Regions from separate parts of the Homo sapiens genome. Here region 1 is linked to region 2. The links are chromatin loops, found by intact Hi-C in ENCODE. Cell type or tissue: heart right ventricle. All regions are shown on one strand. Each heading gives the region's core, and the rest is flanking DNA. Links, peaks and the distances in the headings are about the cores only.

What was found. A loop is a pair of places that touch in the nucleus more often than their neighbours do. Peaks named below come from ENCODE experiments on the same cell type or tissue, not always from the same donor. Only the 100,000 strongest peaks of a DNase experiment are listed, where the experiment ranks them.
Region 1: a loop joins it to region 2, with 6 times the contacts of the local background. A loop is called at or near these places in 10 of 110 quality-filtered maps.

The regions. Positions count from the first base shown.
Region 1 is chr20:41,948,737-41,964,102 of GRCh38, forward strand. All of the region lies in intron 1 of LOC101927182 (a long non-coding RNA gene), which reads left to right. Among named protein-coding and RNA genes, the nearest start is that of CHD6, 340 kb to the left of the region's middle. In heart right ventricle, for the core only: a CTCF peak has its summit at 7,749; no DNase peak of the experiment used is centred there; H3K27me3 peaks cover 379 bases.
Region 2 is chr20:42,521,667-42,537,032 of GRCh38, forward strand. The region is part of intron 7 of PTPRT (protein tyrosine phosphatase receptor type T); the gene reads right to left. Among named protein-coding and RNA genes, the nearest start is that of PTPRT-AS1, 440 kb to the right of the region's middle. In heart right ventricle, for the core only: CTCF peaks have their summits at 9,386 (motif pointing left) and 9,586; a DNase peak (open chromatin) is centred at 10,056.

The DNA.
Region 1 (15,366 bases), core at 3,784-11,783, 570 kb before region 2:
TAATAATTTATTAGTGTTGAAATCTCTCATCACACAAATATATAAGCCTCGACTCTACACTCTACACTGCATGGTATAGGCTTTGGGCTTCGACTTCTTAGGGAAACTTTCTGCTTTCAGCCACGTCCCTGTGCAGGTGCAAGCTTCTTTGCAGTTTCCAGAACAGTGGGCAGAGTTGTTCTAGCCCTTTCCATGGAGGGGATTTTTTTAGGGTCCTGATTTTACAGCGGTCTCAGTTCCATTACTTTGCTAACTGGGACCTAAGGCCACATGTCCTATCCCAAAGTTGGCATTAAAATCCCAGTCCCTAACCATTGGGGCCATGCACCCACCTCCTGGGGGGGAGATGTCATGGTTCAAACACTTTCCATTCTGGCTTTGAGTTTTCTTTTCATTTATTTTCACTCTAGAGATTTTCCTGTCTTTCGAGTGAACCTATATATTTTAAATATTAATTATTTTAATTCCCACACTCTTGTGGGTTTTCGGTGGTAGACAGGGACCTCTGTCACGGATCAGTCTACCAATGTTGCTAAAAGTCTAATTTACAAAAATTGTTTTTGTAGTGAGACTATTAACCCTTTATAATATATATTACCAATACTTTTTGCCAGGTTTTAATTTTTTTTTTGGCTTTATACATGGTGTTCATTGTCATGAAGAGGTTTTAAATTTTTATGTAGCTATGTTTCTCTACTTTTCCATGCATTGTCTCTGGTATTATGTTTAGAAGACATCTTCTTTCCTAAGAGTTAAAAAAAAAAGCATTTAGTCTTGTTTTCTTCTAGTGCTTTTATTTATTTATTTATTTTTAACATTAAGCTTTCTGATCTATTTGGAGTTGGTTTTGCTGTGCTGTGGAGGCAGGGACTCAGCATTAATCTCCCTCACTTTCTGGCTAGTTGTCATGACACTATTTATTGAGAAGCCCATTGTTTTCCTATTTTCATGTGTACTTAGGTTTGTTTCTGAACTCTAATCTTTCACTACATCAGCAATGGACTGTTTTAATTACAACACGTTGACATTCTAGTATATCCAATTTCTCCTCTTCCCTGCCTCTTTGTCTTGCCCCCACCCCCGCTTATTTTTTTAAAAGAAAAAATTTGGTCTATTCTTATGTATCTCCCCTCAATCAAATCCAAAATCATTTAAATCAAAATCCATGTCAATATCATTGAGGTTTCTTACTTTAACAAATGTATAGATTGATAGAGACAATCCCTCTTGTTTTCTGATAATTTATTGTTTGCTCATAGGAAATCTGTTGGGTTTGGCAAAAATGGGGATATGGACCCTAGTGAGGAGGCACAGACATTCTGAGCATGGCATTACTTTAAGACAAGCTTCAGTTGCAAAGAGTGACGTTGGATCCCTGCTTTCAAGCTTCCTTCAAACCCATCCTTTTACCCAGGCCTAGCCCCTGACTGGTCTCTTCCTGTGACTGAACCAATGATTTTACCACTGTCTACCAAATCAGCCAAACCAGGCATCTGGGTGGTGGGGGACAGCATTCATGCCTCTCTTTCCTGATTGTTCATGGATCCCTGTGGATTCAACCTCCTGAGCAGCTCTCCAGTTGTCCTTTCCTCTCCATGCCCACTGCCTCTGCTGTGATTCTGGTCTCAGCCTTCTTTGTATGGGATTTACCGCAGCCTCCTCACTGGACTTCCTGCCTGCAGCCCACCTTCCAGGAGGACACAGAATTATGCATGTTCTGAAGCATAAATATATGTTCTTTCCCAGCTTAAATCCTTTCCATGGCCCCTTCATGAAGCTGACAGTGTAGTAGGTGGAGACATTTATTTATCCTTTCAATGAATATTTATTAAGCAGTTACTTACGATAGGACCTAATCTAGGCCCTGGGGATATTGCTGTGTATAAAGATACAGGAATCTCTGCCCAAGGCCGGATGTTGGGTGGGAGAAGACAGAAAATAAACAAGAGAAATAATATTTAAAGTAGCTTGGTTGGGAATAGATACCAAGAAGAAAATATGTCAGGGAAAGGGGCTAAGGAATTCCAGAGGTAGAGAGGGTAGGGGCTTTTTAAATGGGGTAGCCAGAAAAGGTCTACCTCAGAGGTAATGTTGGAATATAACTGAAAGGTAAGGGGAAAGTCACGGATAGCGGTGTTCTTGTTCAGGGCCTTGTGGACCACTGTGAAGGCCAGCTTTACTGGAGTGACCGGGGAAGCCAGCAGAGAGTCTGAGCCAAAGGAGGACCTAATTTGACTTCATGATCTCGCTTAGGTTTTAACAGGAACACTATGATGGAGCATAGAATATAGATGAGTATACAAGTGACTGAATACTTGCAAATGTGACAAGAGCTAGGAAGGAGAGTTCAGGGTGCTTTGGGAGTGCAGAACAGGAGACCCTGATTCAGTCTGGAATGGGTAGGTGGGAGCTCAAGTACAGCTCAGGCAGCATGTGGGCTTTAGGGCAAAGGGGAGTCATTAAAGGGATTTGAGTAAGGGCAGGAGATCAGCCATGCCTGTGAGTAGACAGGATGCTTATCACACCCCCTGACAGGTTATGCTTTGGGAGGTTTCCTTGGGTGAGGGAGCCTGATGCACTCATCTGGTTGTGGGGTGGAGGACTGCAGGGGCCTGGAGAGGGCTCACTGTGCTTGTCCAGGCTCATGGGAGGCAGGCTGGCAAGCCAATCAATGCAATCAAGAGTGAAACTATGGTTGGTTTGGGCCTCTAAGTTTTGGGGTAAAATTTCACACATTGATAATAACTGGAACCCCTCCCCACTCTTTTCATGGCTTCTGTGTGGTGGAATATACTTCCTCACCCCTTTGACTTTGAATTTGGCCATGCGATCGATTTCAGCTGTTGGGATGTGATTGGATGCCATGTGCCCTAGATCCAACCCAAAGCTGGAAATGTGCTCAGATGATTTGGCCAGCCCTCTTGCTCTTCTGGGACTAGCCATGGAACTGGCTGTCCCAATAACTGCTTTCCTTAATCCTAAAATGAGGGACACATGGAAATGACGTGAATTTAACCTGCAGCCTGAAGCAGAGCTGCCTCAGCACATACAGGCCTGTGAGTGAGAGGTAAATGCTTGTCGTGGTAAACCACTGAGGTTTTGGAGTTGTTTGTTATCTGGCACCATCACAGCAATAGCTCACTAAGATAAAGTAGTTGGGTAACACTATTATTTTCATTTTCCAGATGGTGAAAATGAAGCATAGAAAAGTTAAATTAACTGTTCAGATCATAGCTAGTAAGGGACAGTCTGCTTGGAACTCAGGAAATCACTTATAACCATTATCTCCAGAAAAGCACATGCACAAATACATCTCTCACAGGCCTAAGTGTGTTTCCAGCAATGCTGCTCAGTCCCTGGCCTATAAATCTGGAGAAACTTTAGTTCCTGGAAGAGCCAAGACCACTACAAGAAATAAATAACCAATGAAAACCTGTTTTCTAGTGTCTAAAGCATCAACCTTGAAACCTCAGCTGATTTTAGATATTATCCTCCAAGGTGCGCAGAAGAGAGACAGGTGTTGGCAGTGTAGAAAAACCATGTTGCGGCTCAAATACACAAGGAAACCAGGCAGTGCCCTGCTTCACTCTCTCTGTCTTGGCCTCAGAGGTGGGGCATCTTTGAAGCGTAATGAATTTATGCACATTTTTGTGCATTTAATTGGGGGAAAATATTTTTAAATGTCTATCACTGTGTTGACATCGTGTGTCTGTGTATGCGTGTGGGTGTGTGTTGAAACAACATCATTGGAAGATAGTGTGGGCTAAAGAGGCTGGGCTTTGGAGCTAGACATCCTGGATTTAAATGAAAACCCCCTTGTGTGACCCTGAATAAGTCTGACAATTCCTCTGAGTCTTGGATCCTTTATCCTATAAATGGGAGGCCGTAATACTTGAGTAAGGAATGGGATTGGCTGCCACAAAGTCAAGTATATAAAGCACCTACCACCTTGTAGGGCTCCAAGAACATTTGCAGCCTTTCCCTGTCTTGTCATCTCTTATAAACAGTGACTACCAATTGAAGATTGTCCAACTTGAGGACTTCTGTGAATTCTGCTGGCATCTGGAAGCTGCTTCCACCCAGCGGACGAAGCAGGAGAGAGAGCTCATTTGTCAGTCAGGACATGGATCCTGCAGTTCTGCATCTTCAAGTCTACAACCCTCTGTCTCAGCACTAAAAAGCATTTAAGCACAATAGAGCTTAAACTAGGAGATATTTGAAGCTGGGTTGAACTCCTATCTTTATTATTTATTAGCTTTGTGACTTGGGTAATTAAACTTTCTATGCCTTATTTATTTTCCTTTCTATAAAATTGGCATAATATTTGTATCCTGTTTACCAACATATTATCAGCACTTAGCATGGTGCCTGCCACCCAGTGTCATGAGAATCAAGTGAAATGATGCATAAATAATTATCTAGCATATAGTAGGCACTTAGTTAACACTGGTTTCTGTAGTGATACTGTTGGCATAAAGGCAAAGCTTTTTAAGACAGGGAGCTCAAGAAATATTAACTGAATCTGAGTGGTCACTGCATTAGTACACTGTTAAATCCTTTTTAGAGTTCCCTGATTACATTTTGAGAAAGCTCAGGGTCTAGACTCTATAAATTGGAATTTGCAGAGCTGGGCTCTGTTTGCCTTAAGAGGCATGACTAGCTTCTCTTCTTGGCACTTCTTATTCTGCATACCTGCCATGCTTCCTTCAACCCAATGGCATTTGCATATGCTGTGAGTGCAAAAGTCCATCATTATTATCATCACCATCATTGCAATCATTATCAATATCATTACAATTAACACTATAGTTCTCATAATGACCACCATCAATATCATGATCATCACCATAATCACCACTACTTCTATCATCATCACCAGTAGCATTGTTGTAATCATCATCACTACTACCACAGTAACTATTGCTGGCACTCCCACCACTTACTGAGCCCTTACATTGTACTATACTAGCTGATGAAATACTTTGTCTTATGAAATCTTTATAAGAAATCTCTTAAGGTAAGTACAGTTAGTGTCTCCATTTTGCAGACAATGCAACCAAGGCACGTGAGTGTGAAATAATTAGCCCAAAATTAACCATTGGTGGAGACATAATTCAAACCCAGGTCATATCACTCCTAGGCTAGCTCTCTTAACTAATAAATGAAATGGCTTCTCCTCACTCCTTATGTAGTTAACTCACCCGTCAAATCTCAGCTTAAATGTCCCATCCTTGGAAGTCTTCCATAACTGCCTTCATCACCGTTGTAAGCACACAGAATTCCCTTTAAGTTTTCTTCATAGTGCTTATCACAATGTGTAATTTTAGATTTATTTTCACAATTATTTGATTGATAGCTTTCTCCTCAAGTTGCATGTGGGTAGGAATGACAGAAACTGGGTTTCTGTTGTGTGCCTTCTTGTGCCGTGCCCACAGCAAGGAGACTGGCTCAGAGTCAGTAGTCTAAATATTGTTGAATGAATGCATGAGCCCTGCCTTTATCACTAGTCTAGCTATGTCCTGCTTTGCACTTCTCTGGTCTTTGCAAGTCAACTTTATTTCTAACTTCTGTTTTGGTATGCCCTCTGGGTTCTTACTAGAGCAAGTGTCATTCTCCTTGGGTCACTATTAGCTAGATAGACTCTGAAAATGGCTTAGAAACAGGGGGTCATTGAGAATGAATAGGTTGGAGTAAGGAGAACCAGGAGGCAGGGAGACTAGGCTGTTGTAATAATAAAGGCTTGGCAAAGAGGCCATGGATGGATGACCCTCAGTGACAGTGGTGGTATTAGGGATCAGAGTTATAGACAAAGCTAAAAAATGGTATAGGGCAGAAATGGTGGGACCTGGTATCTGGATGAGGGGAGCAGATGGATGTGGGCTGCCATCAGCAGTGTTAAGATTTCAACTTCAGAGGAAGAATAAAGCATGGTGCCATTGAAATCTGTAGCCTTGATGGCCATCCCAGCCTTATCTCCCTGCATGTGATGGGCCCTTCTACATGTCTGTGGATTTGCATATGTTGTTTTCTTTGTGTTGTTCTGTCCTTTCTCTCCTTTCTCTCTCTGGAAAACTCCTACTGGCCCTTGATGACCCAGCTCAACGGACTTCTCTGTCCTTTCCAGTGGAGGTTATTGCTGGCTCTGGGCTGCCAACAAATTTTGGTCAGATCTTTTCTATACCATGTGCCATGTTGGGATGCCATCACCCCAACATGTCTGTGTGCCCATTTGCCCCATCAGCTATGAGATTTTTAGGAGCAGGCTTTGCAATGTCTTTCTTTCTCCCTTCTTCCTCCCCTTCAGCCTGGACCTCTCTGTTCCTCTCCTCCCTGCTTACCTTCCTTTCCCTCCAGTATGTATTTAACTCCTGTAATGCCATAAGGTGGCAAGTGCTCTATTAATGACCAGAACCACAATGAAGAGAGACTAAAGGATCGGGGATCAGGGGTGGTGGGCTCTGGCTTGGCTGATGGTATCCTTAGCTGAGATCAGGAAGAGAAATATGTAGTCTTTAAGAGAGCAAACAACCCTTTTTGTTTGTGATTAGGTGAGACCTTCAGCCTGGATCTTTTGACATGAACCATTTGATTTCCTGACACACTGTGTTTCGCAGTGTCTGAGTTTGGGTTCAGACCATTGCATCCCTCTTATGGGGTGAGCAGACAAGAAAGTGAGTTTAGCAATAAAGCCCCTCTGCCATGTGTTTTTTTTCACCTTAACTATGTTATTTATAGCCAAGGTGAGACCAGTAGCGAGTGGTGTGGCACTGGCCTCACACTCTCCCCTCTGCTGGTTCCTGACTGGGAAATCTCTGAAGAGCTGGGTGCTAAACCCTCTCATTCAGTGACATCATCATTCTTTTGCTACAGCCCATTTAGATTCCTGGCATTGAGTCTAGGATGGAAGTTAAGGTCCTGCACAGAGTCTGGAAAATGCTGCCAGTTACCCCCAATTTCAGCCGTTCGCTCTTTGGCCTTCTTGCCTCTTGGGAGCTAGTGTTGGGACCCTGGGACCTAATCGCTGACTACCCAGCAATTTTCTTTCCTTCTGGTTCTTATCTGTTCTCAGACAAATCTCTTAATCTCTGTTCCTCAGTTCCTTCATCTGTAAAATGGGGATTGTGATAATATAATACCTACCTCACAGGATTGTAGTGAAAATAAAATGATATGCTATATGTAAATTACTTAGAATCCTACCATCACATAAATAGGAGCTACATAAGTGTTAGTAATTACTGCTATTACTCTACTGTCATTATTGCTGTTGCCATTATAATTTTTTACACTGAGTGTTGACATTGTTCTTCCAATCAACTAGATATGGACAAGCTTAACACCTTTTTATTCAAGTCTCACACCAATGGCATGTTGTTAGGAGGTCTTACCTGACTCCCAAACCTGTAACCCCACCCTGTAACTCTCAAAACTCTCTATCATATTATGACATGTCATTGTCTTTATAGCATCTATCACTGTGTCACATTCTTTGAGTACTTATTTATTGCCTCTCTCTTTATCCTAGAAGGTGAGCTTCATTGCCTTCTCCTAGGTTCTCAGCACAACACCCTGCACCTGGACAGGTCTCAATAATTAATATTACTTGTTAAATGTCTTCATCCTACACCTTTTTCCTTGTCCTGGACTTCTGTGAGTTTCGTTCCAACAACTGAGTCCCAAAGGAGGGAGAAATTGAGACTGGGTGGAATTGCGGAGTTTTGATGTTCACTGCATTGCTTCCTTTCCACCCCTTGGTGGAGCCGTTGTTGCACCTTTCTACTGCATCCAGGCATTCTACTCTAGACTGGACTGGAAATACATCATACTAAAGTGTGAATGATTGATACAGACTTAAACTACTACCTTCTCTTAAGAGACCAAAGCCTGATTAATTCCGCTTTCCTTCCTTATAAGGAAAGATGTGGGGATGGTGCAAAAGTAAGAAGATGAAGAAGCTGATTCTAATTCTAATTAATTGCATAGTCCTAGACAAGCCATTTAAACCTCTCTGAGCCCCAGTAACACACTTGAAATGAGTTGCTTTCCATGTGAGTTGTCATGTGTGTCAAATGCAATCCCTGTGTCTGAAAATGGCTTGTCTCACAAAATGCTCACCGAATAAGCTGTTATCACTGTTTATCATAACAGAAAATAAGGAGAGTAACTGAAGTGAGTGACAAGTTGAATATGAGCCAGCAATGTGCCTCAGGGGACTCCCTGTCTCTCTCTCTTTAAATTTACCACTCAAATCCTTGGGCTGCCTGAGATGAGGCCTCAGGGCACCTGCTTTCCCCCATGTCTTCTTCTGCCCCCGTGCCCTCACTCTTAGTGTGGCTTGGACAAAGAACTCCAGGTCCTGCCCATTTGGAGAGACAAATGATGCTAAGATGAGCTGTGTAAAGTCTCAATATCAAGTCATCTTTTAGTTCCAAGGCCTCTTTCTAGCTACTGGAGTCCATCCAGCCTTTCTCTTAGCAGCATCATTTCCTTCCAGAGTCTCTGATAAGGCTTTTTCTATGTCTTCCCCCTGCTTCCCTGGCCCTAGCTTAGCTACCCTGGTCTGAGCTCCTGCCCCTATTAACCAGCACCTTTCGTATGTCAAGCTGGGTGCCATCCCTAGGCCTACCCCTTTCCCTCCCAATGACTAAAGCTTCTTCCATTCATGAGCATCCACTGAGCTTGTGGAAGGGGCACAGAACAGACTAGGAACGTGTGTGATCAGGCCACATCCTCTATGGCAAAGGCCTTATTTTGTGTAGTTAGGGGAGTATGTGCTGGAGCCTGATTGCCTGGGTTCCCATCCTGGCTCCAGTGCCTACTAGCTTTGTGAATTTAAGCAATTTATTTCATCTTCTTGTGCCTCAGTTTATTCATCTCCAAAATAAAGACAGTCATTGAATCCATATCAAATGGTTTATATGAGGATTAAGATGGATTTATTCATGTAAAACATCTAGAATGAGGTCTAGCAGACAGTAAGTACACAGCGAATGTTGGCTTTTAAAAATTATTAATAAAGAGTCACTGCTTCCTTATTGGCAAACCTTAGTCAAAGGTGACCTCAAATCTGAGGTGGGTGCCCAGGGAAAGGTTTCTTTATCCCTGGACCATGCCTCTACTCCTTAGGATGTTTCCAAGAGAGGTGTCTGCATGAGGAATGGCTGTTCTTATTTCTTCACCCCTTCATGTTTCCATTTATTTTGCCAGGCACCTTTGCAATTGTTCCATTAAAGGTAGATGCAGGTCCCTGCCCTTTGAGTTGGAACTTAGCTGTGTGAATTGTTTTTGCACAAAGGAGTGTGGGCAGAAGCAACCATGTGCCAGTTTAAGCCTAAGGCTGTAAGGTGTCTTCGGTGTTTTTGCTTGCCCTCTTGTCCTTCTGCCTTCATCATGAAAAGGACATGCCTTGGCTAGGCAGCTGGTCTGAGGAAGATGACAGACCTTGAAGACAATGGAGCAGACTGCTCCAGACCTTCAGCCTAGAGCTGCTCATTCATGCCCACCTAGGCCCAGCCAAGATCGGCAGAATCCCCAGCCCACAGGAACATGAGCAGAATAAATGCTTATTCTTATACTCTACTGAGATTTTTGGTTGGTTGTTAGGCAACAGTAGCTGACAGATGTACAAGGTGAGTGGCACAGAATTGCCATTGCTACAGTTTGGATGTTTGTTCCTCCAAATCTCATGTTGAAATTCTATCCCCAGTGTTGGAGGTAGGGCCTAGTAGGAGGTGTTTGAGCCATGGGGGGCACACCCCTCATGAATAGATTAATTTCCTCTTTGGGTGGTGGGTGGTAGTGAGTGAATTCTTGCTCTATTAGTTCCTGTGAGAGCTGGCTGTTTAAAAGAGCCTGACACTTCCTCTTTCTCTCTCTTGCTTCCTCTCTTGTCATGTGATCTCTGCACATACCTGCTCCTCTTCACCTTCCATCATGAGTAGAAGCAGCCTGAGGCTTTCACAAGATGCCCAGTCTTTCAGCCAGCAGAATCATGAACCGAATAAACCTTTTTTCTTAACAAATTAACCAGTCTCAGATATTCCTTTGTAGCAATGCAAAATGGACTAAGACAGCCATGTTATTATTGACTAGGCTTGGGTCCCCAAACCTAAAGCAAGGAATGGTTGGTGAACTGGGTTGAACCGTGTAGAATATCCCTTTCCCTAAACTAGTTAAATTACATTGAAGTAGGTCATCACTGCTGTCCTTATTGGCAATCGTTTTTTAGTCTCCACCCATCTTGTTTTATGCCCAAAACTAAGCCTTACATCTCTTTGCATGAGGGTTGCATGCAGGAAAGAGGCAGAAGAGACCAGTAGACTGGCAGACATGACAAGTTCTGACCAATTAAGCCCTGCCTAGCAGAGCACCTTGTTGCCCAAGACACACAAATGGAAGAGAGAGGAGGCAAGGCTAGTTGAGTGTTGCTCTGGGAGACTGTGCCTTGAGTCACTTGCTATTCCTGCTGCTTGGATAGAAGAGAGAAAAGAGAGGAAAAAATACCCATATTAAAGTAAGGTAACTCCTCCATTAGAGGGTTAGACCCAATCAGTGTCTTGGTGTGCAGCCTATATATTGCAATATTATGGTCCCCTTCCCTGGAGGAGAAGCTAAGTCAGGGAGGAGAAGGAGGAAGTCTGGCATCTTCTACCTTTACTCTCCCTCCTCATCAATCTCTTTCCTCATAACCTACTTTATGTATTTGTATAGTACTTGTCTTTACCTGGAGTCATACACTTACTAGTTTATTTGATTATATGCATCTCCCATTGCTAGAATATAAGTTCCATGAGGGCGAGAATCCAGTTGGTTTTGTTCATGGCTATATACCAGTTGCCTAAAATAGCTGGTACAGTGTAGGGGATTGATACATATTTGCTGAATGAATGCATGAACTCCTGGAGTGGTCCATGCTGGAACATATCAGCTTGGTCACTGTTTGCTCATTGCATTCACGGTCTCCTAGCATTTCCATGCCCATGGTTGCAGGAACTAGGAGGCCCTTTCTTTGGCCTCCTGTACCTTGGGTGTTTGCTCCAGTCCTTGACACACATGCCTGTGGTCTGGAACCTGCTCTGCATCTGTACCCCTACACTCCACCTTGTTAGGTGTCATCCCTGGACCACTCATATAGGTGATGTGGTTTGGACCCAGCTCCCTCCTGGCCCCACTCCACTTTTGGTTCTGCTGACTAGAAGGCTAATTCTGAGTGCAGCAACTCTGTTCCCAGTGAAGCTCCAGGACACGGTCCTCCAGAGAAGTGTCCCCCACCTACCTTGCTTGCCTGGTGGGGATATTGACAACCTATTACCTTATAGCAGGACCACGGATAAACCAATTGCAGAGACACCTTAGTCTTTGTGACATTTTTTCTTTCAGTTTGGCCTCCTAAAAGTCTTACCAACTTATTTTTATTGTTTTAGCTGATTCTGTTCCTCTTTGCTCCTGCAGTGATTCACCCAAATGCAGCAACTTTTATGCCAATGGACTCTACTAATACCGTTTGCAAAGATGCCTCCGTGAAATGCTCGGGAACACTTTCTCTCACTGCTCTGGGAAGGGTTTCTTGGCCCCAGGGTGCAAAACACAACCGAGAAATTTTCAGGTGAAGTGTTGGCTGAATTCTATGGCTGCTGCTTGTGGTCGATCAACATTCCTCACTCACAGCTGTTGAGCGAGGCTGGGGATGCATTCTTTGCTGTTTGGCTGCTCCAAGTTCACATACATTTTTGACATAAACCTAGTAATTGCTGACTTTAACTTACTATTCTCAGCCTCTGGCTTCTTTCTGATTTATGGCTGGAGCCTTGGGGTCCTTCGTCAGAGGCTCCTTATACTTGCCCATTAGCACTTCTCTTTATATTTGGCAAGGGTCACTGGTACATTCCTCTACAGGCATTTATCAGAAGCTCATGAACATTACAGACAACTCTCTTTCTAGCTCATAGTCTGAAGCTCAACAGATATTTGTGGGGAGAATCACAATAATTATAATTGCTACTAATTTTTGAGCTCTTGGTGTGTGGCAGGTACTATGTTATTCATTCTTTATAGCAATCTATTAAAAGAGGCACTGTCCTTATACCCATTTTACTGATGAGGAAACTGAGGAAGGGAGAGGTTCAATAACTTGTTCCCATATCAGACAACTGGTGAGAGGTGGAGCCAGGATTTGAATCTAGATCAAAACCACTGCTTATAGCCAATATGATTTTGGAAGGTAGGAAGGCAGCAAGGATGGTAGGAGGAGCAAGGAGCAGCTATCATGTGCTTGGTCTGTGAACTGAGTGAAGTCATAACCACAGAGTGTGAGCCTTGAGCCCTTGAAAGGAGAATCTTGGCATGAAGATCTCATCCCAGGAGGCTCTCCGCAACAGACTGGGTTCTGAAATCCACCTCCCATTACCGCTCGCATTGGTCTGACTCTGGATCTCTACAGCTTTTTGCCTCTCCATGAAGGTGGGAGGGTGAATTTCTTCTGTTTGCTCCTCTGGATCCACTCTCTACCCTTTTGCACCCAGCTCTGTGCCAGGGAGGCTGACTGTATGGAGCACTCATGGGCTCCCTTCCTTCTGGTTTCCAGATGGGTTCAGCTGGTTGGCACCAGAAGCAGATCTAAGAGAAGGGGAGGAGTGATGTAGGGATCCTTGCTCCCCTGCCTGCCTCCCTGTGTCTCCACAGGATCTAGGCTCCAGGTAGCTGGCCCTCTCTGCATGGCACTCCCTCTCCAGTTTCCAGTAACTTCCTCCCCTTGCTCCTTATAGGCTAGAGATATGGTTTGGCTGTGTTCCCACCCAAATCTCATCTTGGGTTGTAATAATCCCCATGTGTCAAGGGTGGGTCTGGGTGGAGATAATTGAATCATGGGGGCAGTTTCCCCCATACTGTTCTCATGGTAGTGAATAAGTCTCATAAGATCTGATGGTTTTATAAATGGGAGTTCCCCTGCGTAAGCTCTGTTGCCTGTCGCCATGTAAGGTGTGTGTTTGCTTCTCCTTTGCCTTCTGCCATGATTGTGAGGCCTCCCCAGCCATGTGGAATTGTGAGTCAATTAAAGCTCTTTTCTTTATAAATTACCCAGTCTCAGGTATGTCTTTATTAGCAGTGTGAGAACAGACTAATACAGCTAGGGTGGGTAAGAGCATTCCCTGTTACTGTTCCTGAAGTTCTGCATTATTCTTTGTGGTTTTCCTACATTCTGCCTATACCTTGGTAAATGGTTTTTTTTAGTAAAGTTCCCTTAAATTATCCAATCTGAAGGTAACACCTTGTTATTATCAGCACCCTTACTGATATCCCTGAACTTTAGTTTGAGCCATTTCCAACCTTCAGATGAACAACCTTTACCTGCACCCTTGACTACTCCCACCCCAACTATTCCGTATTGGTGCTCTTTCCTAGCTCTCGCAGAACCATTGTACTGTGGAAATAACACAGGTTTCTGGATTAGTGCTGGGTTCAAAGCCTGCTTCTGACACGTACTCTATGAGTTTGGGCAAGTTACTTGATTTTCCCATGCCTCAGATTTCTCATCTGTGAAATGGAGGATAGTATCACTTCACAAGTTTATCATGAAAATCAAATGGCATAATGGATATAAACTTTTATTAGTTTGGTGCAAAAGTTATTGCAGCTTTTGCCATTAAAAGTAATGCCATTAAAAGCAATTACTTTTGTACCAACATAATAGCTTAGTGTCTGGCAGATAAACATCGGTTTAAACATCCCTCATTTTGCCCGTGCTCTCTTGATCTGTAATTCTCCAGACCACTTATCCATTTTGCTAAGCAGTTCCCCCTGGGTCCTGCCCCAAGATATGGCCAAGGGAACATGGCAGAGAGGAAGGAAGCAACTCTTGGCTCCCCATGAAAGGAGGAATGGGAGGAACTTGGAGGACAGCAAAAATGACAGTCCAAGGGTTTGAAATAATGACACAGGAGAAGGGTAAATAATTGCAAAATGGAAGTGTAAAAGGGGTGATTTAATACTCCTCTTCACATACAGCTCCAGTGTGCCAGTTGGAAATGCTAAAAAGGAGTGTTTCTGATATCCTAGCTAGAGCAAGTTCCAATATACTAGTAATATACAAGTCCAATGGCCAGATGTCCATGGCTCCTACAGAAATGGATAAAGAAAGCCCCCCTTACCTTAATCTTGTGTTTCTTTTTTTTTTTGAGATGGAGTTTCGCTCTTGTTGCCCAGTCTGGAGTGCAGTGGTGTGACCTTGGCTCATTGTAACCTATGCCTCCTGGATTCAAGCGATTCTTCTGCCTCAGCCTCCAGAGTAGCTGGGATTACAGGTGTGTGCCTCCACGCCTGGCTAATTTTTTATATTTTCAGTAGGGATGGGGTTTCACCATGTTGGCCAGGCTGGTCTTGAACTGACCTCAGCTGATCCACCCACTTTGGCCTCCCATAATGCTGAGATTACAGGCATAAGCCACCACACCAGGACCCTCTTGCTTTTCACTGTATCCTAACAAAGCTCTGTCTCCCCAGTGGGAAGATATCTCTTCCCCACTTGGAGTTAAAAGGGCCTGGGTTGAAATTGAGCTGCATATTCTCCTTGCTTGTTGGATCTTGGGAGGGTCTTGACCACTTCAGACATCATTTCCGCCAGATGTGGTGGCACGTGCCTGTAGTCCCAGCTACTTAGGAGGCTGAGGTGGGAGGATTGCCTGAGCCCAGGAGTTCCAGGCTGCAGTGAACTATGCCCATGCCACTGTACTCTAGCTGGGCAACAGAGCAAGACCCTATCTCTAAAAAAATAACAAAACAAACAGAAAAACACATCATTTCCCTCATCCTCAAAATGGGGATCCTTGTAACTACTCATGAGCGTAGCTGGAATGATGGTTGAATCAGGAGCAGAGGATGAATATAAAAGATATGAATATAATATAGAGCCAGAAAAGCATTCAAGCCTCAACCAATGCTGATTTCCACCTTTATTTTCCTCTCACTGTAGCAGAACAGGTGCCCTTTTTCATTTCAGGGGAAATCTGAACAGTTCCTGTCTTGTATTTCTTAAAACAGCTGAAAAAATTCCTTGATTTTTTTTTACCCTTCTTCAGCTTTAGGACTAAATGCCTCTAACCCTCCTTCTCTCTCATCAGGTAGTACATTTTGTTTGTTTGTTTATTTTTTGAGACGGAGTCTCGCTCTGTCACCCAGGCTGGAGTGCAGTGGCGTGATCTTGGCTCACTGCAACTTCCACCTCTCAGGTTCAAGCGATTCTCCTGCCTCAGCCAGCCAAGTAGCTGGGATTACAGGCCTGCGCTTCCACACCCGGCTAATTTTTGTATATTTAGTAGAGATGGGGTTTTGCCATTCTGGCCAGGCTGGTCTCGAATTCCTGACCTCAGG
Region 2 (15,366 bases), core at 2,566-10,565:
TAGAACAATATTATCTGATTTCCTGCATGTTGATAGCAATTTGCAGTTTTTAATGCTTGAAAGTCAGTCTTGCTGTATATAAAGTGCTTGGTTTACATTTTTTTACTTGAGTATAATAAATATATCACTTTATTTTATTCTGGCACAAAGCATTGCTGCCAAAAGACTGATAACATTCTGGTTTTCTTTCCTTTTTGTATGACTTAGTCGTTTTTCCTGGAAGCATGAAAGAATTATTTTCTTTTGAGGTCCAAAAATTTTACTAAAACATGGCTCAGTGTTGGCAATCCAGGTTGGTGTTCTCAAGTAGGTATGACCGCCCTTTCAATAAGTAATTATTGAAGTTATTTCAGAAAAAGAAATAGTACAACAAGAACTTTTTCTTAAATTTTACTTTTTGATATTTGTGCCTTTGCTTTGGGTTTCTTCTTTGGGAATTCCAGTATAATGATTTTCTTAGCCTGTCTTGTAACTTTTTCCTTTTCTCTTGGATCTAGTTGCCTCTTGCTTTTGTAAAAGTTTCCTTCTTTAACTTAGTTTTCTCCAGGCACTAGTGGTTGTGTGAATTTATTCGTGTGTGACTTCTACCTTAGTCTCCATTTCTTAGATATATTTTCTTAAATTTATAATTTATTTCCTGAGTCCTATGACTACATTCTGAGTTTTCTAATTCTGATTTTTGTTGTTGTGTCTCATATCATTTTCTTAATGTCTTTAACGCTTTCTGAAATAGTTCTCATCTGACTCGTAGGCACATTTATTTGGCAAACTTTGATTTTCTGGAGGGGTGTTATTCTCCTTTTTCTTTGAGATGGAGTCTCACTCACTCTATTGCTCAGGCTGGAGAGCAGTGGTGCGAGTTCAGCTTACTGCAACCTCCGCCTCCCAGGTTCAAGCAATTCTCCTGCCTCAGCCTCCTGAGTAGCTGGGACTATAGGTGTGTGCCACCACACCCAGCTAAGTTTTTCTACTTTTTGTAGAGATGGGGTTTCACCATGTTGGTCAGTCTGGTCTCAAACCCTGACCTCAAATTATCTGCCCACCTTGGCCTCCCGAAGTGCTGGTATTACAGGTATGAGCCACCATGCCCGGCTTTCTTTTTCTTGACACTAACTTTGCATGTGTTTTTATTTCGATTATCTTCTGTCTTCCCATTTATATGAAATTGGTTTCCCTGAGCATTTAGAAGAGAATATAGTCCAAAATTTCATTTCTAAACTCACAGAGCTCTCTTTTCTCCTGTATATGGTATGCACGAATATGGTGGCTCATTTTCTGATACTCGCAGATCTTCAATTTCTTGTCACTGTTGTCTCTGTGCTACTCAATTTAGATCCTTAATTTCATTGTTTATTCCTGGAAGGGAATTTTGACTGGTTCCTTCTGAGAGTCCACAGGGCCTAGACTACTCCAGACACATAAGGTCTTACTGTTGACCCCTTGTTTTTATCCTCTACTGAAAATTGCAAGATCCTTCACAGTTTTAGCTACAATTCTCAAATTTGATGTTTGAGCTTTCCAGGAAGTACCTGTTAGTTATGTGTGACTCTGAAGCCCATACGATGCCTTATTACTTTCCTCTCCTTCTCCCTGAGTAGTCCTGACACCATGCAGATCTTGTAGCTGTCAGTCTCATAATAATTTGATCGTCTTTCCTTGACAAGTGATTTAGTTTTGCCTTGAATGAACACAGAATTCATTTTTCTTTTAAAGTCCAGAAATTTTATTTGAATGTCTCATTGTTGGACAACCTGATTGTCAATAGTTTGACCCTCTCTACTCATTATTTGTAATTTATAGGGATAACTTGCCTCCTAGGTGTTTTGTAAATATTGTTCATGGGGTTTTGTTTTGCTGTTTCAGTTTGTTTGTGTGAGGGAATTTGGAAAATTTAAAAACTAAGTCACCAGTGTCATTTTCCAGCCAATTGCATTTTCTTTTCTTTCAACAACTTAATCTGACAATGTCTCCTTTGATTGGTAAGTTTAGTACAATGACGTAGACATATATTGTAGTTATTGATAAGTTTGATATTAGTTTTTCAACTTATTCTATATTTTTACTTCATGTTTAAATTTCTAAACATTTTTTACCCTCTCTTTAATTCCATTTTTTCCCTCTCCTGTTTCAGAAATTAATATATATATATCTGCATCTTTTAGTTAAAATTGTAGCCAGGCACAGTGACATGTGCCTACAGTTCTAGCTATTCAGGAGGTTGAGGCAGGAGGATCACTTGAGCTCAGGAGTTGAAGGCTGTAGTGTGCTATGTTCACACCTGTGAATAGTCACTGCATTCTAACCTGGGCAAAATAGGGAGACCCTATCTCTAAAAAAAAAATTGCACACATCTCAGTTGAAGTCTAAGTAGTATCAATACATCACTTCCACAGCAATCCAAAGATCTTGGAATACATTAAATAGAAACTCCCTCTCAGTTTACATGTTATGGTTGACCAATAGTTTAGTTGTATCATGTTTTCTACACACACATATACCAACTTGAACTTTACTATTTTTTATATAGTCAGTGTTTATTTAGATTTCCCATTCTGCTTACCAATTTCCTTGCTCACCACTGATTTTTGCATAGTAGGCTTTTCTTCCTTTCTGGGGAAAGAGATTGATTTTCCCTTTCCTCAGCTAAAATGCTTTGACTTTCCTATGAGATTTTATTGGCAATTTACTCTTAGGTTTTGTTTATTACAATACCTTTCTCTTACCCATACTATCAACCATGTATGCAATTTAAGGTTTGTTTCTTTCCTTCTCTCTTCATTTTGCGGATTTTTCGCTGTTTTCTGGCTTTCATTGCTGCTGTTGAGAAACCTGCTTTGAGTTAGTCATTCCATGGCAAGTGATCTGTATACATTTTCAGCCTCTTTGAAGACCTTTCTGTTGCTATGAAATTTCCTGTAATAAATCTAAGTGTCTTTTGATTCTTTCTTATTTATCCCGCTTAGGATAAACTGGCTTTTTGAAACTGAGAATTGGTGTCTGTCATCAGTTCTAGAAAGTACTTGGTCATCTCACTTTGAATATTGTCCCTTCCTTCAGTTTCTACTTACAGAATACATATGTGAGACTCTCATCCCACTAACATGTTTCTTTATTCCCTTCATGTTTTCCTTTTTTTTCTCTCTCTCTCTTCTTGGCTACAATGAGGGTATTAAGTTCTAGCCTCCAACCAATTCATTAATTCTCTTCTCCTGTATGTCTCATTTCCTTCATAATATGTCTGCTGAGTTTGTCATTTCCTATCTAAATTATATTTGATTCTTTTAAAAATATGCCTCCTCAACATTTGGTGTTCTCAATCCATTATCCCATTATTCATGCATTTTGAGACAGGGTTTTGCTCTGTTCCCTGGAGTGCAGTGGTAAGATTACTGATCACCGCAGCCTGTACCTCCCGGGCCCAAGCTATTCTTCCACCTCAGCCTCCCGCTGGGACTATATGAGCACACCACCACAGCTGGCTAATTTTTTAATTTTTATTTTTGTAGAGAGGAGGTCTCCCTATGTTGCCCAGGCTGGTCTCCAGCCTGAATTCAAGTGATCTTCCTGCCTCAGCCTCCCGAAGTGCTAGGATTACAGGTGTAAGTCATTGTTCCCGGCTCATCTTTTATTTCTGTAAATGTTTTAAATATTTTTTCCATATTTGGTCATTCACTGAGGGTATATGATTTCAAGTACATAAGCTTTATTCAGGGTGGAGCCTTTGTTCTAACTCCCCTTAATAAAACTGAAACTCAAGGTTCTTTTTATTGAGAAATTTTCCTAGGGCAGGCAGTGCTGTATATTCACTTACAACTCTATTCTCAGCTCTCTTTTCACTTTTGTCCCCTGGATATTTCCCTTAATTTCACAAGCATAGTCATTCACTTAAAAACACACACTCGTCCTCTCCCAACATATACGTAATTGTTACAGAAGGATTTTTTTAGGATACACGGTTTTCAATATTGGCCATAGTGAAAGTAAGTTGGGTAATTTCCACATTTCCATTTCCCTAATTATCTCTTCAAATTTCTCTGATTACCTCTTCGAGTCTCTATAATATGAAGAGTTGTGATTTTTATGAATGTAGAAGCTACAGCAAAAAGACTAGGCAGAGAACACGGAATCTATCTGTTGTTGGCTAGAGTTTATCTTCTAATAATTTAACAATAAACATTAATGGGGACCATATTCCTGAAATTGTGTGTTTATATTGTCCATCTCCTGTACTTATATGTGAATGGCAATTTTGCTGGTTGCAGATTTTCAGGGTCAAACTTTATTTCTCTGAAATATTTACAGATATTATTCTACTGTCATTTAGCATTTAATGTTACTATGGAGAGTGTTTTTTTTTTTAATTTTGTAGGCCATTGATATGTTTGCTTGTACACCAAATAATTCTTTGTTTAGATTTAAAGTCCATTAATTTTACTTGATATATCCTTGTTTTGAATATTCTAAAGAGTGTTTCCCCAGAACACAATGTGATATTTCCTTCTTTAGGTTTAAGACTCTCTTAATTTCTGCAGCAAATTCTTGTGTTCTATCTGGATTTTTTCTCTTATCATTCTTCAGTGTTTTCTTTGGGGCCACCACATATGTGTATGTTAGACTCCTTTGTCTTCCATGTTTATCATTTTCTCTCTAATGCTTTCTAACGTTTTACTGATTTCCATTTCCTTTTCCTCATTGTTGTTCATGCCTTTAATGTTTTCAGAAGTGCTCATTCTTCTTTGTGATGCTTCCAATATGGCCCCTTTGTTTCTGTGATGACTTTATTTTGCTATTCTACTTCACTCCTAATGGAAGCAAGATCATACTTTATCCTCTGCTTGATACTTCTCTGTGACATATTTTTGGTAGAAAAGATAATTGCTTAATTTTCTTTTAAAATTAGTAGTGATAAATTTGGTCCCAGTTTTTATCTGTGACAACACTTTCTGGCAAGTGTTCTTTTTTTAACTTGTCTTTTTCCTATGCTTTTCCATGATTGTATTATAAGTTTTTGTGTAGAATCTGTTCTGGTATCTCTAAAATAACTGTTATTACCAATCTCTGATTGAGTTGAGTCCTACTTGAATCAGCTATTTGTAGAAGGTTTTATTTGACGTGGAGCAGGGCCAAGTTCTAAGATAGCAGAAATTCTCTCCAGTTTATAGTAACATTCCTTATGGTACATAGCATTGGTTGTGTACATTGCTTATTTTAGCCAGCAAAGATTAATGTCATAGGATTAAGTCTCTTCTACTCTACCGTTCTAAGAGACTGACTTCTTGGTTCTTTTTTCTTTTTTTTTTTTTTTTTTTTTTTTTGAGATGGAGTCTCGCTCTGCCGCCCAGGCTGGAGTGCAGTGGCACGATCTCAGCTCACTGCAAGCTCCTCCTCCCGGGTTCACGCCATTCTCCTGCCTCAGCCTCCCAAGTGACTGGGACTACAGGCGCCTGCCACTATGTCCAGCTAATTTTTTGTATTTTTAGTAGAGACGGGGTTTCACCGTGTTAGCCAGGATGGTCTCTATCTCCTGACCTCGTGATCCGCCTGCCTCGGCCTCCCAAAGTGCTGGGATTACAGGTGTGAGCCACCGTGCCCGGCCGACTTCTTGGTTCTTTATTCAGTGTTTCCTTCCTTGATTCTCCATGGTGCCAAACTGTACCCAGGAATTGTCCCATCCTATGTGCTTTATCCCTGAAATTGACATCGAAGGGATTATTGGCTTATGGTACACTGTCAGTCTTGCAGATATGCTGACTTTGTTTAAGGTCTGCAGCCACAGATGTCATCTCTCAGCATCTGACCACACCCTTAATGTACACACTGCAACCTGCCACCTTTCCTCATCATTATTTTCCAACATAATATATTCTTCCTAGTTTTACCACAGCACTTGCATTTCCTTTTCTGATTTTTCTTCTTATGGAGAAGGGGAAAAAAAGCAGAAGGAGCAGAAGGGTCTTTGCTATCTCAAAATCAGAAGTCTGTTCCTCACCTTTCTTAACAACCTTTGATATGGAAAAATGTTGGAGGCTTTTCACAAGCCTAAGTAGATTGTAGGCTGTCCCTGAAAATGTCATTTGTAATTAGGTTGTCTGGAATTTGGAATGAATTTTCTTATAGGAACCAAGTTGTAAGTGGTATTTGGCAACCAAGACCAGCTTTCCAATAGGCAGTTTAGCTGGATGCATTGTGTTAATAGCATTATTCTGGCTCCATAGAACTACCATTTATTAAGTTATTTCTAAGGAAAAAATAAATTCCAAGTTCTAGTTAGTAGAATATAGAATCTTTTAAAATGCAAAACTATGCCACTCTCTTGTTTAAAATCCTTCAACAGTTTTCCACTGTTCATAGGCCAAGGATGAAATCCTCAGCATGGCCTCATAGGCCCATGATCTGGCTCCTGTCGGCCCTTCTAAATTTGAACCATTTTCCAAACTGGCCTTCTTATTGTTCCTGGAACATGTTATGCTTCTTCCAGCTCTCGGGTGTTTGCATATTTAGTTCCTTCTGCCTAGAAGATCTTTCTCTCACATTTTGCCTTTTCATGCTTACCCACCCTTCAGAACTCAGCTCAAATTTCATTTATTTGGGTAGCTTTCACAGGCCGAACAGCCCTGCCATATACCATCTAATAGCACCAGATTTCCCTGTCTTTATGTCCACTTTATGTCTTTATGTCCCAATACTGCTCACAGTGTCTGGCGTATACTAGATGTTCAATAAGTATGTGTGGTTAGATGAATGGATAAATGAATATCCATTCATTATCCATTCATCTAATAAATGGATAATGAATGGATAAATGAATAGTTCAATATTTCATGTTAAAGACAAAGCTCTTAATTTCAAACCTACTTTTCTGAAGTTAAGGAAATGTTTGTCCCCCTTCCACTCCTGATGCCCTGCCTGGAATATCTTGGGTCTGGGTCTCTGATGAATCATGTGTATGTTACATACAATTCCAAGTGTCAGCCTCAGGATAACCAATGCTATAAGTAGTCCTTACGACAATTAAGGGCAAACTCTGAAAAAAGTTACTAAAAACGGTTCATTATCTGAATCCTCACAGTGTTACAGCTTAAATCCCTGAAATATAAATACTAAGACATAAAATCAATTGCATTTTATGCTTGCTTAATCTTAGATATCTCTATCTCAAAACATTCCAGGACTGTGGCCATATATCCTGGATTTTTCCGGGATAGTTTCATTTTTAAAATAGATTAAGCCTTTGCTGCTAGAAAGTGCATCTCACCTGTCAGACTTTGTGTCCTGACTTTTTGTTCATACAACTCGCTCTCTATGACCGTGTCAACTATCAGTTTGTCACAAGTATCTTTTTGAACCATTGTATGCTTCCTGCGAGAACTAGCTCTTGTGAAAAGTTGGAGAATTTTAAAACCTCAATATGAAACAGAAACGACCTTTTAAATTTTAAATTAACGTGCTCAAGTTTCACTACATAACCCTGATTCAGCTTCCTCACCTATAAGATGTCACGCATGGTGCATAGGACTTCGAAGATCCTCAAAAATGGTGTAGGGAATATAATTTCTGAGTTCAAAAAGATGTTAGTTTAAAAATCCGCTTGGTAAAGGTAATAAAAGGTATCTGAGGTTTAAAAGTCCCAGTGAATAGTACGGGGAAGGGCACCGTGAGACCACGACTGTCTAATGAGCCGGGTTTGACACATGTGAAACAAGGATGACCTTGTTGGATCATCAGATATGGATGGAAGAATGGGAGAAGGAGGAGCCAACTGCTGATAACAGGTATCATCAAGTCTGAAAACACTCTCTAGGCGCCTTGCACAAAGTCAATTTTATTTTATTTTTTTGGAGATGGAGTCTCACTCTGCTGCCCCGGCTGGAGTACACTGGCATGATCTCAGCTCACGGCAACTTCCACCTCCCAGGTTCAAGCGATTCTCCTGCCCCAGCCTCCCGAGTAGCTGAGACTACAAGCATGTGCCACCATGCCCGGCTAATTTTTCGTATTTTTAGTAGAGATGAGGTTTTTCCAGTTGGCCAGGCTGGTCTCGAACTTCTGACCTTAGGTGATCCACTGTCCTCAGTCTCCCAAAGTGCTGGGATTACAGGGGTGAGCCACTACGCCTGGCCTCAAAGTAAATTTTAAAATATCAAAAGACCTAACTCTTATTCCTGTGCAACTTGTTAGAGGAAAAAAAAAAAAAAAAAAGAAAAAAAAGACTTGATGGTTTTGTCCTTTGGGCATACAACTGCCTTTTTATTGAAACATTACTACCTGAGCCAATGGAAATTGATTTATTTAACTCATCGCCTTCTCCCACCATCTCCCTGCTTTCTTGTCTCGCCGTTTCTTTACCTGAAAGAGCACAGCAAGGCTTTTTGTTACATTGGGTTGTGTTGATCCTGGATGAGTTTATAAGACTGTGGACTTGCTCCTTGCTTCTAGCTATTAGTTGATTTCATCTATCTTGAGAAAAGAGAAGGCTTGTACATAGGCCGATGAGGTAGTTTCCACAGATTCACTGAGAAATTAGAAGTGGTTCACTGTAGCAAGCCCTGAGGCATATCTCTGAAAGGAGCCCAGCCTTTAAAGATCACCTTCTTTCACAGAAAGTGGGTCCAACCAAGCACTCCTACCAACCCTCTCTAAGTCACCCAGCGATTCATTGCTCAGTCACTGCATGCCCGCTGCATGCCAGGCACCATGCAATGTGGCTCCTATCCATAAGGAGTGTGGATCCTGGTGGCAGAGACAGACACAGATAATCACAACATAATGTGTTAAGTGTTGGGGGAGGTATAAACTGCTGCGTGAGCATTGAATCTAAAACAGTTAGCTTAGCCTGAAGACACCGTGGAAGGCTTTGAAGAGGAAGTGGCTTTTGGGATCAGGCTTATGGGAAGAAGAGTTAATCAGATCCATGTGGGAAAAGGAAATTCAACCTCTGAGTACCACGTTTTCTTGTTCTCTTCTTTATGTTTTTGAACTTGCATGTGCTTCTCCTGTGGACCAAGGCTTCTTTCTGATCCGGTGGTTTGTCCCACCATCATCACCCCAGGCTGTCACTTGAGGAAAAAGGTAAAGGGAATAGAGCGGGGAGATTCAGGCATCCAGCTTTGCAGTACTTGTGCATCCAGGAGCCCTACTTCTGACTTGGTGGGGTGGGATAGTGGCCAAGTATTTGCTTTTTCAACTAGAACCTGGGATAAATTGGATGTCAGTGGTTTCCGGAGAAACATGGCCCAGCACCTTCCCTGTGACACAGTGCCCAGCACAGTGTTCCACACCTTGAACCCAATACAAAACACAGGAAATGCTTAACAGAGAAGCAAACGACATCATCCTTAGAACTAAAATTTCCAAATGTAACTCCTACTGCCACCTGTTGGTGGTATGGAGATGTGACCCACCTGCGGTTTGGAAGCTATCTTTCTTTGTAATCCTGTCAAGTTGGCAACTTAAAACCTGAAATTTCCGGAGTTAATATATACTGAAGTGCCAATGGTGGTTTTCTTCAGGGGTACTCTTTTTTATTATGGGCTGTGAAGTTCTGAAATGTTTTGCAATGAGTTACTATTTTGCAATGAGTCTATCTCCTTTTCTATTCAGAAGAACAGAGTAAAGATAAGAGAAAATTAAAAATTTACCTATGGGGTAGACAAAGAGCAATCTACTTAGTTAAAAGGGGTTATGAACAGGCAAAAGGGCATCACCAGAAATTGAGAAAGAAAGGAGGTTTCTATAAATTGATTACCTTCTTATTAATTATCATTTTTACTTGGGGATGGCAGATATGCCCGACTCACTGGTGCTGGTTAGGCGAGGCCTTAATCAAATCGTCAACAGCCATTCTCAGGCACTCATTTAGCAAATTCATACTGAATGCCTCCTGGCTGCCAGGCGCCCTTGGCTGCAGCCTCCAACAGTTTCATTTTGGGGTATAGCCAACCTTGAGAACAAGTGGCTGTCAGTGGAATTCAGACTATGGATAAATGCTGAAGAATAACGCCACGTGCAAGCAACCAAGTACAGGAGCAAGGACTCCCAGTGCTCCGGGAAGTACCTGTCCCTCTAAAGAGACAGTCACTACTTTGGATAGATGTTGGCTGTCCTCCACAGGCTTACAGATGCAGCTTCACAGCACATGAGAGATAGAGGAAACCGCAGACCTCAGCAGGGAGGCCAGCCCTCTCATTTTACTGCAAGGGAAACATATACAGAAAAGGGAAGGGACTCAGCCAAGCATGTTTTATTTGAGAAGCCGTGCTATTGTCTGTCTGCTGGAGCTGGGAAGATGAGCGTGCCCTCATGGGAGCCTGGTGGGATAGACAGATGCTTAAACTAACAATGTCACTGTAGTGTAGTCAGTGGCCGTAACTTGGGCTGGGGATAGGCAAGGCTATGGGGACGAGAGGAGGCAGTGCTGTGGGACCCTTTGTCTCTCTCGTGCTTGGGGATGAAGAACAACAGAGCTTTCTGGATACAGACCCTTGGAAGAAGTGTGTGGCTTAGGGCACAAGGTCAGCTGCCATGGGTCCATGGGTTCAAGTCCCAAGTTCATTAGGTTCTTTGAGCCTCAGCTTCCATCTCTGAAGTCCCCACCCCATAGGGCTGTTTGTGAGGCTGATATAAGGAATGCACAAGTGCTTAGCACAAAGTGGGATGTCAGTGCATGGCATGATTCTAGAAGTCCTCCAGCAATCCATTCACATCCTTCTATAAAAGGGCTATATCCAGCTATGGCCAGTTCCATCTTTTTTTGAGACAGGGTCTCAAATCCATTACCCAGGCTGGAGTGCAGTGGCATGATCATAGTTCACTGCAGTCTTGACCTCCTGGGCTCAAGCAATCCTCCTGCCTAAGCCTCCCAAGTAGCTGGGGCCACAGGTGTGCACCACCATGACTTGTTAACTTTTAAAGAAAATGTTTTGGTAAAGATAGTGTCTTGCTGTGTTGCCCAGGTTAGTCTCAAATTCCTGGTCTTGTGTAGTACTTCCACCTTGGCAGTTCCACCTTAAATAACTAAAGAGGCCCTGAGGAAGTGCATTTGCTTCTTTGTGTCACAACCATATCCTTAGACCTGAAACCATTCCCCCAACATCTCTCCCACGACCCTGGGAGGTGCTTAGGCTTGACCAGTCATGGGCTCCAGGTATAAACCCAGTCCTTTCAATACAGACATTTTCTTCCCAAAGCAGACCTACAGCTCACGAGGGAGAGGCCCACAGTCTACACCCCCAATAAAGATGCCCCACTGAGCCCCAGAGCTAGTTATGCAAGTCGTTTAGCAGAGCCTCTCAAATCCCCACTCTTAATGCAGGGAGAGTTATGGGAGCCCCAGCAGCGCCTTTTAATGCAACTGGATTAATTGCCTGCTCGGAAAACAGCTCGATTCTAAATGATCCTAAATGGCCTCTAATACCTGTAATCTTCCCTCCGCCAGGTTGCCCTGCTGCATTACTAAAGCGGGACTGGTTCTGGAAGCCCATTTGCTTAGTAAACAGCGGGCAGCATTGCAGGAGGCCAAAGGCTGAGAAATTGATGAAATCGCTACTGGCCTATTCACCAGCCTAATTTGATTCTAGAAAATCAAGCAGAGGCATTTGGACTGGACTGTTCCACAAGCTCAGTGTTCCTTTGCAGGACTGGGTAATCAAATGCGGGTGTGCCGCCGGGTCTCAACTCTGGTCCTTCCCAGCCCGGCAGTGAGCCGTCTCTCTCAGGAATCTTGATCTTCTTTCTGAAGACCACAGATGGAGCTGACAAGGAACCATGATGTCTTTCAGTCAATCAATTACCTGGAAACCAGGAGTAGGTGGGGGATGGCACACAATGGGCAGTGTGTTCTCGCTTTGGGTTTGCACTTATCTGGTAAACAGGTGAGCACCACAATTAAGAGAAAAAACTCAAGTTGGTGTTTTAGCTCTGCCATTACTAGCTATGTAACTTTGGGCAAGTAACCTCTAGGTGCCTCAGTTTCCTCATCTCTAAAATAGGGATGATTACAATAGTACCTACCTCAAAGGGTGACAGTGAGAATTAAATGCCTTAATAAATACAAGATGCCTTGAGGTCTGGCTAACAGTCAATTCTATAAACGCATTTGCTGTCATCGCAGCTTCACTGCTTCCATATGGGCAGGCACATGCCCTCCCTCAGCCTCAGTCCCTACTTCTGTAAATTGGGTCAATGGTTGTTGTGCAAGGGAATGGGGGTGAAGGGTGCATAAAGTGTGGCATTGAGGTGTCCAGTAAGCAGGCTTCCTCTCCTGCCATTCTCATACACGCTACCACTCTGGAATGCTTCTTCTCTGCAGCTGCCCTCTCTCTGTCCAGATGGACAGTTTCCATAGAGATCCATGTGAACACTGAAGGAAGACAGGTCACCTGGCCAGGGAGGCAGGTCGGGAGAAGGTGAGCCAGACCCACTTGGAAAACAAAAGATGAGCAGACAGGTGTCTGCATTTTCTTCCTGTAGACCAGTGAGGGTGAGGGAAAGAAATCAGACAGGCTGTGTTCACTTGAAATATCCGGCATTTGAGCCTGACATTGCCTTCATTGGGAGCTTTCACCAAACCAGTGTCCAACAGTGAGAACGCTTTTGAATCCTTGGCAAACAGATACCAGCAGACAGTGTGTGTGGATTTCCACAAGGACAGCATCTTGCATGACAAAGACATCAAGATACAAAACTAGGCTGGGCATGGTGGCTCATGCCTGTAATCCCAGCACTTTGGGAGGCCGAGGCGGGTGGATCATGAGGTCAAGAGATCGAGATCATCCTGGCTAACATGGTGAAACCCCGTCTCTACTAAAAATACCAAAAAAATTTAGCCGGGCATGGTGGCGAGCGCCTGTAGTCCCAGCTACTCAGGAGGCTGAGGCAGGAGAATGGTGTGAACCCGGGAGGCAGAGCTTGCAGTGAGCCGAGATCACGCCACTGCACTCCAGCCTGGGCGACAGAGCGAGACTCCATCTCAAAAAAGAAAAAAAGATACAAAACTAGAGTGCTACAGACCGCAGCCAAACAACACTGGCCATATCTTAATCAACATTATCATGAGTGACTCTGGTGCCAAAAGCCATGTTTGTCCTCACTCTGCAGTCTGGATGCCTATTTATCTACTGACTGGCTGCCACTTGATCACTCTGCTCGATTGCTCCCTCTGTAAAATGGGGCCAACTATCAACCTACAACATAAGGTGACTGTGGGAATAAAAGCAGCATATCAACAATGGTACGTATTTGTTGAGCTCTCAGAATGCACCCAGTGCTGCGCTAAATGTTTAATGTATGAATTCTAACCCACTGACTCTTCCCACTCGCCACGGAAAGTGAGCCCTGCTGTTAATCCCTATTATGCGGATAAGAAACAGAGGGAAAAGGAGGTTAATGAACCTGCCTGAAGTCATATATAGCTAGTAAATAAGGCGCTGTTACCAAAGTCCCTGGCACAAAATAAGTACTCAACAAAAATATGCAGACACACAAAAAAAATGAGATCATGTCCTTTGCAGCAACATGAATAGAGCTGGAGGCCATTATCCTAAGTGAACCAACACAGGATAGAAAACTGAATAATGCATGTTATCAACTATAAGTGGAGCTAAATGATGAGTACATAGGGACACAAAGAAAGGAACAGCAGACACTGGGGAGTACTTGAGGGTAGAGGGAGGGAGGAGGGTGAGGATCAAAGACTATCTTATAGGGTCCTACGCTTATTACCTGGGTGGTAAAATAATCTGTACACCAACCCTGTAATATGCAGTTTACCTATATAGCACACCTTCCCATCTACCCCAGAGCCTATAAAATAAAAGTTAAAATACATATGATGTAAGTTGGTAGAGCCACTTAGGAGAAAAATTTGGCAAGACCTATATCTAAAGCATTACTTCTAGACAGCTAGCTATCCAAGAACATTTTTGCAATGGCTAAATAGAGCTATTGTGGGGGCTACCATCAGTGCTAACTTTTGGGGAATAAAAGGGCCTCATGGCCTCAGGGAGGCACCAGATTAGTTAAGAGTGAATGGTTGATGGGACCAAGTAATGCCTGAGAATGGCCCTGCAGTGATAGGGCCCTGTATAAAGAGGTTGAGTGCACTTATCTGGGGTCCCTGTGGCAGGGCAAAGTTTGAAGCGGGCTTGGTTCAGGCAGGGTTTGGAGTTGCAGATCCATAGCCTATTCCATGGCCATTGGGGTGGCCAGATCAGGGGCAACACAAAGATTGCAGGTACTGCCAGAAGTCACTTTCTCATCCTGAGTTCAGTGACCTCATCTATAAACTGCATATACAGATAACTACCCTGTCTATTAATAGGAAGCTTATGAGGACTCAATAAGATCGGCTAGTCTGGTTATTCCTCACCATCCCTCAGGGAAGAAAGAATAATCTCCTGCACTAGGTTTAAAGCAGAAACGAATGCTGCACCAAGCAGAAGCCTCAGAGCTCTGCCAGGGACAGAAACTTGAGTGTCCCTGCCCCGGCAGAGCTCTGTTTTAACCATTTCATAAGCAACAGCTTCCCATGTGCCAGGAAGACTTTATTTTTTCAATTCAAAAGAGCACCTAACATTTCTCGAAAGCTGCCTATGCCCTATACATTATCTCCTTTAATCCTTACAGTAACACCATGAGAGAAATTTCCTTCTGATTTTATAGAAGTCATAACTGATATTCCCAAGAAATTAAATGATGTACCCATTGGCAGATGGCTGACAATTTGGAAACTCTACATTTGCACCTAAGACTATCTACCACCAATTTTCTTATTAATGATTTTTATTCTACCTGCAGTCCCTAATACTTCTTTACTCTACCGTAGCACATTTGTCAGGAGATACCTGCATTCCTGTGTGTGAACATTTTACCATTATTCACTTTATGGGCTATGGGAATGTCATGACTGTTCTGGGCCACTGATTACACATCTCTAAAATGAAGACAGTAACAGTTTACTCATTGGATTGTCTCAAGATTAAATAAGGACATACATAAAGTGTTTATCAGAACACATGAGAAGATGTTCAACTTCTGTATTAATTAGGAAGATGAGATGCCATTTTTGGCTCATTAGACTGGCAGAAATGAAAACTTTTTTTGTAATATTAAGTGTCAAAAAAGATAGAGGAAATAGACACTCTTCTATCACTGGCAGAAACCAGAGATTTAAGTTGGTAGAGCCACTGAGGAGATCAATTTGGCAAGACCTATATCTAAAGCACTACTTCTAGATAGACAGCTATCAAGAGCATTTTTTTGCAATTGCTAAATATTATAACCAACCTAAATGTCTATTGATGAACTAATGACTGAATAACCATGATATATCTCTTGTGTGAAAGATAATATCATGTAATAAAAAGAATT